Regions from separate parts of the Homo sapiens genome. Here all the other regions are linked to region 2. Evidence: chromatin contacts called from ENCODE Hi-C or POLR2A ChIA-PET data. All regions are on one chromosome and are shown on one strand. Each heading gives the region's core, a stretch centred on a gene start or an enhancer-like site at or near the end of the contact. The rest is flanking DNA. Distances are from core to core; before and after follow the strand shown.

Evidence for each region. Hi-C counts contacts between places; a loop is a spot of excess contacts on that map. ChIA-PET counts read pairs that join two places held with the same protein, here RNA polymerase II (POLR2A). Pooled maps may share reads with other maps.
Region 1: a loop to region 2 is called in a map with no recorded cell type, with 8 times the contacts of the local background. The contact joins the promoter of PIK3CG here to the enhancer-like site in region 2. A Hi-C loop is called at or near these places in 14 of 37 single-sample maps with no recorded cell type and 11 of 50 pooled maps. POLR2A ChIA-PET finds 5 or more read pairs at or near these places in 1 of 52 experiments (OCI-LY7).
Region 3: a loop to region 2 is called in a pooled map, with 6 times the contacts of the local background. The contact joins two enhancer-like sites. A Hi-C loop is called at or near these places in 1 of 37 single-sample maps with no recorded cell type and 3 of 50 pooled maps. POLR2A ChIA-PET finds 5 or more read pairs at or near these places in 1 of 52 experiments (T-cell).
Region 4: a loop to region 2 is called in a pooled map, with 6 times the contacts of the local background. The contact joins two enhancer-like sites. A Hi-C loop is called at or near these places in 6 of 37 single-sample maps with no recorded cell type and 8 of 50 pooled maps.

The regions. Positions count from the first base shown.
Region 1 is chr7:106,863,604-106,866,760 of GRCh38, forward strand. PIK3CG (phosphatidylinositol-4,5-bisphosphate 3-kinase catalytic subunit gamma) reads left to right here and starts at 1,679. Exons shown (of 11, transcript NM_001282426.2): 1 at 1,679-1,823. RefSeq lists an enhancer at 1,751-1,850.
Region 2 is chr7:106,070,268-106,073,002 of GRCh38, forward strand. No RefSeq gene overlaps it. Among named protein-coding and RNA genes, the nearest start is that of SYPL1, 41 kb to the right of the region's middle. RefSeq lists an enhancer at 1,816-2,110. Within about 2 kb of position 1,409, at least 28 of the 41 ENCODE cell types and tissues checked have a DNase peak (open chromatin) inside an H3K27ac peak, as active enhancers do; they include OCI-LY7, where a contact is called at or near this core.
Region 3 is chr7:105,350,488-105,353,593 of GRCh38, forward strand. All of the region lies in intron 2 of SRPK2 (SRSF protein kinase 2), which reads right to left. Among named protein-coding and RNA genes, the nearest start is that of SRPK2, 37 kb to the right of the region's middle. RefSeq lists an enhancer at 1,867-1,946. Within about 2 kb of position 1,789, at least 27 of the 41 ENCODE cell types and tissues checked have a DNase peak (open chromatin) inside an H3K27ac peak, as active enhancers do.
Region 4 is chr7:106,728,656-106,731,699 of GRCh38, forward strand. No RefSeq gene overlaps it. Among named protein-coding and RNA genes, the nearest start is that of LINC02577, 45 kb to the right of the region's middle. RefSeq lists an enhancer at 2,785-2,834. Within about 2 kb of position 1,521, at least 5 of the 41 ENCODE cell types and tissues checked have a DNase peak (open chromatin) inside an H3K27ac peak, as active enhancers do.

The DNA of each region.
Region 1 (3,157 bases), core at 429-2,928, 790 kb after region 2:
TGTTTCTGGAATAATGTGGCATGTGTGTGTGTATGTGCAGTGCCAGATTGGGACTTGGCCCCCTGGAAGTGACTGAGCCAGGACAGGGAAGGGATCTATTGAATGGTCTGGGGAACAGGGCTGGCCAAGCTCATGGTCCCTCTGAGGTCAGCCCTCCCACCCTCAAACCTCCTCCCACTCCACCCACCCCCAGGAACCCTCCCACACACTCTGGGTAAAACACAGCTTGGCAAGCTCTCACATCATGGCTTGGTGGCTACAGTGTGTTGATCTTCCCTCAGGACCAACCAAGAAAGCTAGCCTTGGTGCTTCTAAAGCTGCCAGCCTCCTAAGGGAGTATTCCTATATAGGAATATACTTTGAGAAGCTGATAAGACCCCTCTAAATATTTGGGAGGCAGCCTTTGAATTAAATTATTTGCCTGCTGATGTCAACTATTAGAGTGCTATTTAAAAGTTAAAACCCAAGAGGCATATGTAAAAGGAAATAAGTCAAATCAATCATTTATCTCAATATCAGAGTAATTCAGAGGAACTCTTAATTACATACCTCCAAGAGACTTGTGAGGTCAACTCCATTCTATCTGCTGCCCTTGAAGCTCAGCTGGAGTCCCTCAACACCCCGATTGGAGGATGAACTCTAGCATAGGGAATTCTGAGATGGAGGGAGGGGGCGCTGGTTCAGGATGCTTGGAGGTTCTAGAAAGAACTGAGGTCACCTGGAAGATACAACGCTACTCTAAAAATGATTCAGGATGGCTTTTCTATGCATTCTCTACTCCCATAGGAATCAGGGGCCACCTCCCAGGATGGAATCTGCCTGATGCTGTAACAGTGTTCAGCTCCCCAATTTCCCCATGATAACAGGCAACCTCCTTCTGTTTTGTCTACAGTTAATTAATCAGTCATTGCTGACAGTAAGGCTCCATCCTCAACACAGGATATTTTCTGAAGCATTAATTTTTGTTTCAATAGTTGATCCTTGTTTGGAATATAATGTGTTACAATGTAGTGGTACTTAGTATTAAAATCAAAATACCTTTTTATTCATCTTTCAATTTTAATACTTTTAGCATTTCAACCATTATTTGAAGGGTTACTTACTGCAGTATGTCACATTTATATACACACATGCACATGCTGCAGTGCTTTCAGTTTGAGCCAGTGATATTTTAGGCCCCAAATGCTCTGAAAAAATAGAGAAAGCTCTCACCAAGCTAAGGAAGTGAGCTTGCAGACCATGCCTTTAAAAATTTTCAGCTTGATAACTTAGTCCTCAAGATGACTAGGTTTCTCTTCCCCCACCCCTCAGTTAGCATGTGCGAACAAGGATTCTTTTGAATTCCCAGGAGGGGAATGAGTTTAATTTGACTGGTAAAAGTCTTCCTAATAGGATACCTAATACTGTGGCTCTTAGAACTAGCTACAAAGATATTTCATATGTTTATGTCTCATAATGGGTAATTTTGGTTTGGATTTATGTCATTTTGTCTCAGTATCACAATTTTTGAAAAATTAGTTCAAAGAGAAAAAAAAAAGAAAAGAAAAACCATGGTAAACATTGCTCAGTCTCATACTCCTACCCTCTCTATGCTAAAACAGGAAATGCATTTCTGACACTTTTAAAATGAGCAATCACACGTATAATCAACTTGGTTAAAACTTCCTTCCTGGTAACTGCAACACTTCCTCTGCATCTGGATATGAAGGGAGCCCCAGAAAAGCGGAAGAATTTAGACGCACACTGGGTAGGTTTGAATTTGTTTTGTTTTCAAAAATTAAACAAATGATCCTTCAGCATCATCGCCTCCGCTGCTTTATCAGGTATTGCTTCCTTCTATTTTTTGCTCTTTGTGGGGTCTGACTCGGAATAGTGGCACTTCCTTCTCGGCTAGATTATCTGAAACTGTTGTCGGTTCTTGAGATGATACTACCACCGAATGTCTGTGTTTCATTGTCTAGTCCAACCTGTATTGTGGATATCTACAACGTTCCGGCAATAGTTTTGCAGGTGCATCACATTTTTGTTTTTGTTTTGGGAGGAAAAGGGAGGGCACGGCAGCCAGGCTTCATATTCCTACAAGTGCATGCTTCAAGATTACTGTACTTACAGTGTTTCCAACATCTTCTCATAAAAGGGGAAAGCTTCATAGCCTCAACCATGAAGGAAACCAGTGAGTATTAGTCAGCCTGTTTTCCTCTGCATCTTATAAGATCGTTTGGTATCACTGAGGCAGAAGTTATTGCTGTGTATTTATATGCTGCCTAAATTTGGACATGTTTTATTTCAAGTTAGTGTCAATATCAATGTATCTTACAGTTCTCTTCTTTGTTAGTTATTCTATAATGTAGCAAAAGACCAAAATGAATGTTTTAAGCCACAAGAGACAGTTCTTTGGGACAGTTGGTTTCACTTACTAAGTATAACTTCATATTTTAAGAGAGGGAATATTGGTTTTAAAAGTTAAGCCAAGATTTGAACATAAGTTTGGATCAAATGAAATTTGTCTTTCTTATCTTCTTATCAAGCTCTCCTTTTTGGTATACATCAAATGCTCCACTATTTCTTAAGGAAATAATGTAGTTTTAAGTCTAACATTAGTTATTTAAGAGAGTAAACGATATTTTCTGAAACATTAATTTTTTGTTTCAATAATTGATTCGTTTAGAATATAATGTATTACAATGTAGTGATACTAAACATTGAAAGCAAAATACCTAATCTTTCAGTGTTAATACCTTTCAAATTTCAATTATTATTTGAAGGATTTCCTATTGCAGTATGTCCTATTTATACATAAGTGCTTTGTGAAGGGTAGGTACTTACTGAATTTTGTGGAAAGAGTGAGTAGGTTAATGAGAATAAATTTGTGAATTTGTGTTACAAAAATGAAAATATTAGAGCAAAAAAGAAGTTAAATGATTGGGGGTCTTAACAGAAGGTCACTGGAGTCCAGAAATCCTGCCTTCCATCCTGTAGCTCCTCCATTATTAAGTAGAGACAGATCAAATGAATTTTAATTAATTAATTAAACAATGTTAAAATTACCTAAATGTTCCTATTGGGAGAGTACAGCCTTGGGTGACTCTTCTAAGATACTGCCCTAATATAGCAGTGACAGCCAGAATGCTGACAAATTCCATGATTCAAAATTTTA
Region 2 (2,735 bases), core at 159-2,658:
TGCTGCCAACACCAGACTCTCCACGTGCGGAGCAATTTATGAAACCCTGGGGCCAGCAATGGCCACCTTTGCATCCTGGAGTTAGGATGACCCTGACACATCCCAGCCCCAGCATACACCACCGCGCTGCCCTGAGGCTGGGCTCTACCTTTTGAGAGCTACTGAGCTCTGCAGAGATGTGGGTGAAGGGAGCCACAGACATATCAGTCTGGCAGGGGCTTAGAGTCACTGCTCTAACTGCCTATCTGGCAGGTGAAGAAACAGAGGCCAGGGCAGGCAAGCCCTGACCAGGGCAGTGTACCTGCTTGGTAGACGAGTTCTCTCCTTCCCCCAGTGCAGTGCCTACTGTCTCTCTTTAGCTGTGCCTAGCTGGGTTGGGGTCTTTTCTCTGGGCTTCCCTAACCACTCCTGCTGACCCCTATCTGAGCTCCAACTTCTCCCTGGAAACCACGCATTAACCTATTACCTCCTCGCTACACTGTGAGTTCCTGAGAGGGGCTTGCGTCTTTCTCATCTGGCAGTTGGCCAGAGCCCCATAAGTACACTCAAGTTGAATGAGCGATTAAATGGGTGACTGCAACAAGCCTGGGCAGGAATGGGTAGTGCTCTTTTTGGTCATGGCTTCTTAAACACAAACAAGGTGGGCTTCATTGGGCCTTATTTCAGAAAAAAATATTCGTCTTATTATAAAAAGTAATGTTTGGCCAGGCACAGTGGCTCAAACCTATAGTTTCAGCACTTTGGGCGGCCAAGGTGGGAAGATTGCTTGGGCCCAGGAGTTTGAGACCAGCCTGGGCAACATAGTGAGACCCTGTCTCTTAAAAAAAAAAAAAAGTTAGCTATGGTGTTGCATGCTTGTGGTCCCAGCTACTTGGGAGGCTAAAGCAGGAGGATCACTGGAGCCCAGGAGTTGGAGGCTGTAGTGAACCATGACTGTGCCACTGCACTCCAGCCTGGGCGACAGAGAAGACCCTGTCTCAAAAAACAAGTAAGTAAAGCAAAATAAAAAGTAATGTTTGACTTGAACTTACAAGTTAAAGAACTGATGAGTCGATTGTGCTGTTTTGATTCTGTGGCTCCTGTCATCCGTCTCACTCTACCTCCCAGCGACACAGTCCTGTCCTCCTAGATACATGTACCCTAGCTTGAGAAGTGGGACTGCGGGAAGCTGGGCCAACCAGGTGGCTTATTCACTGTCTGCTGGGGCAGGAGGCAGGGCAGGGGCAGGAGGGAGGCAACCCCAGCCTGTGCCCGGCTTCCCCGAGGCGTGTGCCTTGTGCGGCTGCTGAAGGAGTGACTCCTGAGGAAACCAGCTTTTCCAGGGAGGCAAGGGATGGGAGAAGAGGGTGGAGAAGGAAGTGGTCACACCACTTGCCTTCTGCCAATACTGTCCCTTTCTTACGCGTTAACCTTCCACTCTGAGCTATGACACTTTCAGTACTAGTGTGGTAAGTTCTACAGGAAACAGGAAACATGGTTTAACAGACATCCCTTTAAGCTTTAAGTGTAGCCCAGGCCCTGTTCTAGCTAGAATGAAGTTTTGCATAATGAATAGATACCAGATTCCCCTGAAGGGCTCTTGCCCCAGAGACTCTCAGTGGCCCACGTTCACAGGTACTTGCAGGCATGCATATATGCTTCTCACCTCTTAGGAAATGGCCTTTGCAGGCATGAAAAAACAAATACCTCAAGTTCCCTTCCTGAGCCTCTTAGGCAACATGAAAAAACTACATACCAATCCCGAGAATGGAAGCTGGTTTGGAGTTTCACCTCACAAAAAGCTGGCCCCACCATGCTCACCCAAATGGCAGATTTATGAAGGTTCTGTTTGACAAGAGCAAAGGATCCACTTTGAGCAGCTCTGGGCCTATGGAAGGCAAGGTGTTCATGTTTAAGCACAAAGGTAAACAGAGCATAGCAGCAGGTTACAGAGATCATTTATTTTCCCGCTGATGACAGACATGAGCTCTGGCCCAGGGCCCAAACTTCTTATCCTTGAAAAACACATTTTACAGATTGCCGGCAGAGACAGCCAACCCAGATTAAGCTGCCAGACCTAACTATTTTAGATCTTCCTCCTACTCCTCTGGAAAAAAAAAATATAAGATAACGATTTTTGTCCCTGAAAAACAATGAGAGGAACTAAAGGAAAGCCCGGGCTCTATTCTTAGGGGTCTGCTGCCCTCCAGAAAGCCCAGCGTACAACTTCAGGCAGGCCCATGACACGCCAAGTGTTTGCATTTTGGAAGAATCCTAATAGAATTCCTTCAAGTGGCAGATTCCTGAGGACATTTCAGGATTTATTTACAGATCGTTAACTTACTTGTCACAGAAACCGAAGGGCAGGGAAATTTTGAGCTGACATTTTGGAATGCCACCCTCAAAGGGTGATCAACCAGAAATAAAGATAAAGTGCCTTTGAAATGATAAATATGAAGTAATGGGGACAAGGATTTGTTTCATAGGCACCGTTTCAGAAAAACATCTCTAATGTAAAGTGAAGCCCAGAAGTATATTTTACCTGCTCTTCACTGACTATGTAATTAATGTTTCAGTGACTGACAATTCTCACTTATCACCATAAATTTTTTTCTAGAAATTGCCACATAAATTGGAGCATCATAAAACAGGTTTCTGCAAACTGGTTTGTATGTTTTTTATCATAATAATGAGGTTATAGCCGGGTGCATTGGCTCACGCCTGTAATCCCAGCACTTTGGGAAGCTGAGGTGGGT
Region 3 (3,106 bases), core at 539-3,038, 720 kb before region 2:
TTGATCCTCACAATAACCCTGTGGTTGCTACAATTTTTTTTCTTTTTTTTTTTTTTTTGAGACGGAATCTCTGTCACCCAGGCTGGAGTGCAGTGGCTCAATCTGAGCTCACCGCAACCTCCGCCTCCCCCGTTTCAAGTAATTCTCCTGCCTCAGCCTCCCAGGTAGCTAGAACTACAGGCATACGCCAACACACCCAGCTAATTTTTGTATTAGTAGAGACGGGGTTTCTCCATATTGGCCAGGCTGGTCTCCAACTCCTGACCTCCCCACCTTGGCCTCCCAAAGTGCTATAGTTGCTATAATTAATCCCATTTTACAAATGAGAAAACTGAGGCACACAGATAGCTTAAACATGTTCAGATTACATGGCTATTAAGCCATTACACAGCAGGATTAGGGTAAGAAGCCACGTCTGCCAGCCAACCCTATACTACATTAAAGTTTACAGAGCCTATCTTACGCGCTTTATCTATTTGCTACCACCCTGTGATATGATTTGAATGTTTATCCCATCTGAAACTCACGTTAAAACTTAATCCCCAATGTGGGTATTATGAGGCAGGTCTTTAAGAGGTGACTGTGTCATGACGGTTCTGCCCTCATGAATGGAACCTATTCATGGATTAATGAGTTAACGAATTTTAACGGATTATCCTGGGAGTGCGACTGGTGGCTTTATAAGAGGAAGAGACCTGAGCTAGCACACTCAGCCCCCTAACCATGTGATACTCTAGGCCACCTTGGGACTCTGCAGAGTCCCCACCAGCAAGAAGGTCCTCATTAGATGCACCCCTTGACCTTGGCCTTCCCAGCATGCAGAACTGAAAGAAATAAATTCCTTTTCTTTATAAATTACCCAGTCTTAACCAGGCCCACCCCTGGTTAAGGATGGGCAACAGGCTCACCCCTGTAATCCCAGCACTCTGGGAGGCTGAGGAGGGCGAATCACCTGAGGTCAGGAGTTTGAGACCACCCTAGGTGACAGAGTTACACTCCGTCTCAAAAATAATAATAATAATAATAAATCACCGGCCGGGCGCAGTAGCTCACACCTGTAATCCCAGCACTTTGGGTGGCCGAGGCAGGAGGATCACCTGAGGTCAGGAGTTTAAGACCAGCCTTGCCAAAATGGTGAAACCCCATCTCCACTAAAAATACAAAAAATTAGCTGGGTGTGGTGGCCGGCACCTATAATCCCAGCTACTCGGGAGGCTGAGGCAGCAAAATCGCTTGAACCCGGGGGGCGGAGGCTGCAGTGAGCCAAGATTGTGCCATTGCACTCCAGCCTGGGAGACAAGAACAAGACTCCATCTCAAAAAAAAAAAAAAAGAAGAAGAAGAAGAAGAAGAAATAAATAACCCAGTCTCAGAAATTCAGTTACTGCAACAGTAAACAGACTAAGACACCCTTATAATCCACTGTAAAGCAGGCTGTGCAGTTTGATGATCCCCAGTCTCAGAAATTCAGTTACTGCAACAGTAAACAGACTAAGACACCCTTATAATCCACTGTAAAGCAGGCTGTGCAGTTTGATGATCCTATTTTCCTAGAGAAAATAAGAGATTCAGGAAGGATGAATCATTCCCTCCCTATGGAGCAAGCAGCAGAGCTGGGTCTAGAATCCCCGTCTTTTAACTCTTCACCACTGTTTCTCCTCCTCAATATGCTTAGCTAGTGTGGTGGTTTCAAAAATATGTTCACAAATTACTTAATTTGCATCTCTTCAAAGGGCAGAACCTGAACTCTCCCTTGAGTGTGGGCTGTACCCAGTAACTCCCTTCTAACAAACGTGGCAGAAGTGGCAGTGTGAGGTCTTCTAAGGGTGTGTTATAAAAATGTAACCGCAGCTTCCTCCTTGCTCCCTCTTGATGAAGCCAGCTGACATGTTGTGAGAACATTCAAGAAGAGGTCCACAGAGCAACAGGCAAGGCCTCCTGCCAACAGCCTGGAAGCAGATCCTCCAGCCTCAGCCAAGCCTTCAAAATGACTGCAACCCTGAGCCAGAACCACCCCACTCAACTGCTTCCAAATTCTTAACCCACAGAAACTAAGATGATAAATGTTGCATTAAACCACTATGCTTCACAGTAACTTGTTATGTGGTAATAAATAGCTAATACAACTAGGGGCTGGGTGTGGTGGCTCACGCCAGTAATCCCAGCACTTTGGGAGGCCAAGGTGGGCAGATTACTTGAGGTCAGGGTATCGAGACCAGCCTGGCCAACATAGTGAAACCCAGTCTCTTACTAAAAATACAAAAATTAGCTGGCTGTGGTGGCGCACGCCTGTAATCCCAGCTACTCGGGAGGCTGAGGCAGGAGAATTGCTTGAACCCAGGAGATGGAGGTTGCATGAGCCAAGATTGCACCAGTGCACTCCAGCCTGGGTGACAGAGCGAGACTCTATCTCAAAAGAAAAAAAAAAAAGCTCTTGGCTAGTCATCAGAATTACATGATCCCTCCCTTAATTTCACACAGTAAATGCCAGTACCTCTATTGGTTAACATTCTATTCCACCTTGTGTCACTGCTAGTTGTTTACCTGCCTATCTCTGAGACTAAGTCATAAATCCCTTATTATCTAAGGTTCAATTTTCTCATCAGTAAAATGAAAGGGTTAGATTAAGTAATTGCTAAGGAACTCCCAACTCCAAAGTTCCATAAGGATGACTCTTAATTGAAAAAAGTAAGATAGCACAGTTGTAAGCTTCGACTTGGTAGTTTTAAATCTCAGCTCTACAACCTATCAGCTCTAAACAATGGGCCTGCTGCTGAACATTTCTGTGCCTCAGTTCCTCATCTGTAAAATGAGAATAATAGTGCTGTTAGAATTCTTCCAGGTAATGGTTTTGTTTTTTTGTGTTTTTTTTTGAAACAGTCTCCCTCTGTCACCCAGGCTGGAATGCAGTGGTGCAATCATGGCTCACTGCAGCCTTGACCTCCTGGGCTCAAGCAATCCTCCCATCTCAGCCTCCCAAGTAGCTGGGATTACAGGAGCGTGCCATCCAGCCCAGTTTGTTGTTGTTGTTGTTGTTGTTGTTGTTGTTGTTGTTGTTTGGTGGAGACAGGGTTTTGTCACGTTGCTCAGGCTGGTCTCAAACTCCT
Region 4 (3,044 bases), core at 271-2,770, 660 kb after region 2:
AGGGAAATTTTTTCCCATTGAATTGATTTCCAACAAGGGAAATCAATTCAATGGGAAAATAAAAGTCTTTCCATAAATGGTGCTGACACAATCTGAAAAAAAAGAAGTTAGATCCTACCTCACATCTGTATAAAAATCAACTCAAATAGGATCCAATAACTAAGTGTAAAAGCTAAAACTATAAACTTCTTAGAAAAACAGAGGTAAATCTTCATGACCTTGTAGTAGGCAATGATTTCTTAGCTACGACACCCAACATATAAGCAACAACAACAAAAAAGAATAGGTAAATTGGATATCATAGCATTTAAAAAAAAAACTTTCCTGCTTCAAAACACACAATTAAGAAATTAAAAAGGCAACCCATAGGATGGGAGAAAATTTCTGCAAATCATATATCTGATGAAGGACTTGTGTGTGGAATATATAAAGAACCCTTACAACTTAACAATAAAAAGACAAATAATTTTCAAAAAAGCAAAGAACCTGAATAGACATTTTTCCAAAAAAGATATATAAATGGCCAATATGCACATGAAAAAAATGATCAACTTCATTAGCCTCAGGGAAATGCAAATCAAACCTACAATGGGCTGCTATTTCATGCAGATTATGATGGTTCTAATCAAAAAGTTAGATAATAACAAGTTAGCAAAAATGCAAAGAAATTGGAACTCTCATGCACTCCTAATGGAAATGTAACATAGTACATCTTTTGGAAAACAGTCTGGCAATTTTTCAAATAATTAAATATAGTGCTACCATACAGCTCAGCAATTCCCCTCCTAGGTATATACCCAAGAGAAATAAAAACATATGTCCACATAAAACCTTGTGTGTGAATATTCATAGTAGCATTCTTAATAATAGGCAAAAGTTAGATATAACCCAAATGTCCATCAACTAATGAATGTATAAATAAAATGTGGCATAAGCATACACTTGAATATTATTCAACCACAAAAAGGAATGAAGAACTGATACATGACACAGTGTGGATGAACCTTGAAAACGTTATGTTAAGTGAAAAAAGACAGTCACAAAGGATTATATATTGTATTATTCCATTATATTTAATGTCCAGAATATGGAAATTCACAGAGAAAGAAAGTAGGTTTGTGGTTTCCTAGAGCTAGGAGCAATGGGGGAATGAGGACGGATGGCCAAGGGATTTCTCTTTGTGGTGATGAAAATGATTTAAAATTTATTGTGGTGATGGTTGCACAACTCTGTGAAAATACTAAAAACCAGTGAATTGTACGCATTAAATGGGGAAATTGTATGTTATCTGAATTATGTGTTAATAAAAACTTTTTTAAATTATTGATTTAAGACTGAGTAAAAGAAGTGGTTATGGATATCAGGTTATGGGTTTAAATAAGGTCATTGGCTGAAGTCAAAAAGTTGAGGAAATTCCCAACTAGAAACCTCAACTTCCTCACTGAAATAGAAGGCAAATCCATCTGCCAAGTAGGAGTTTATAATCAGATAATGGTACATCAGAGGTAAAGACTGCAGAGGTGGTACAGTTCCAGGTGATGACAGGTTCCAAGGTGTGTCATGAAAGTGAGTGGCTAAGCTGGAGAAGAGGGAGAGGGGGTGGAGGCCCAGGAAGTGACAAAGCTTAATACACCTCACAAGTACTTGTTGAATTGAATGAAAGAATTACTTCCCCTGCCAGCACTGTATGATACATTAAGGCCTCAGTGTTACTTTAATCATCTTGGAAATTGTCACCATGTTTGCCCTAAGTAAGTTTCTTTCTTTTTCTACTAAATTTAGGGATAGGCGTATGAGTTTCAATGGAGACCATACTCAAGTTACCTCTCACCTATGGATGAAAAAAGGAAAGAAAAAGAAATTGGGGTTTTCTAAGTGTACTATGATTACACTGAGAGTATAAAAACTACTTAGGAGAATAAGCTTCTAGAAATTTAGAATGAAAACAATGCATACGCAAAACAATAAATAAGATACTAAACACAATTAACTACTGATTCAAGAAATTCACCTAAGACCTACTTTCTTTGTAGCCCCAAGTTCAGTAGAGTCAGAGGGAGGATTTCTGGGAACCCCAAACGCCTTTTCCTTGCATTCCCCCTCTGATCCAGAAGATCTTCTCAGGTCCCAGCTAATCTTTCCATTGAGGCCACCATTCTCTCACCTGTAGGGTCCCTATACCCCCCTATGTCATAGAAAGGTTTAGAGCTGAGCATCATCCCCCCATTTTCATTGCCCCCATACCAGTCCCCTCTACTAACACAAACATACAATGATAATAAAGGTTCAGGGCAAAATATAGAAACCTATCTATTTGTATTAAGCACAAAGGAATTTAATAAAGGAAATTGGGTGTTTACATATGAACTAGAATGGCTGGAGGAGCAGGCTCAAGGTTGGGCCCCCAGGAATAACTCCTAGAACAATGCAGAACTGACTATCCAGGCAAGCTACTTGCTCTGCAGCAATCAGGATGGTGAGTAGCCAGCAGGCTGACACTGGAACTTTTGAGTTCATGAACCCACAAGGATAGCTGTGTCCCAGGATCAGAAAGTCAGGATCGAGAAGCTACTGCTGCCACACCACAACTGCCTATAACCATCTATGAAGCTAATGTCTGAACACTAGAACACCACTTCAGAAAAACGTGAGATCTTGGAGATGGTCCAAGATCTTGTTCACACACAGAAAAACAGACAATAGAAGGAAGGTGGCTTCTGTTTCACTTCTGCTTTCTACATGTAAAACAAAGCGTATTTAATAAATTCATCCAAAGGAGTCAGGGAAACGTGGTTTCCAGCATTCAAAAAAAGAGCTGGAAATGGCTGAGTGCCAATCAGCTATATCCAGCATACAAACACACTATAAATGCATACATGTGCATATGTGTACACACACGATCCCAGATGACAAGATTATTGGCCCTTTTTGTTATGTGAATTTTTGTAATAACCCCAACAGAAAATAGAAAATAATACAAATGAGAAACATGGAAAATTACAAAAGTCCCAAAATTTCACATAGGCTATAGAGTCTTGGCCTCT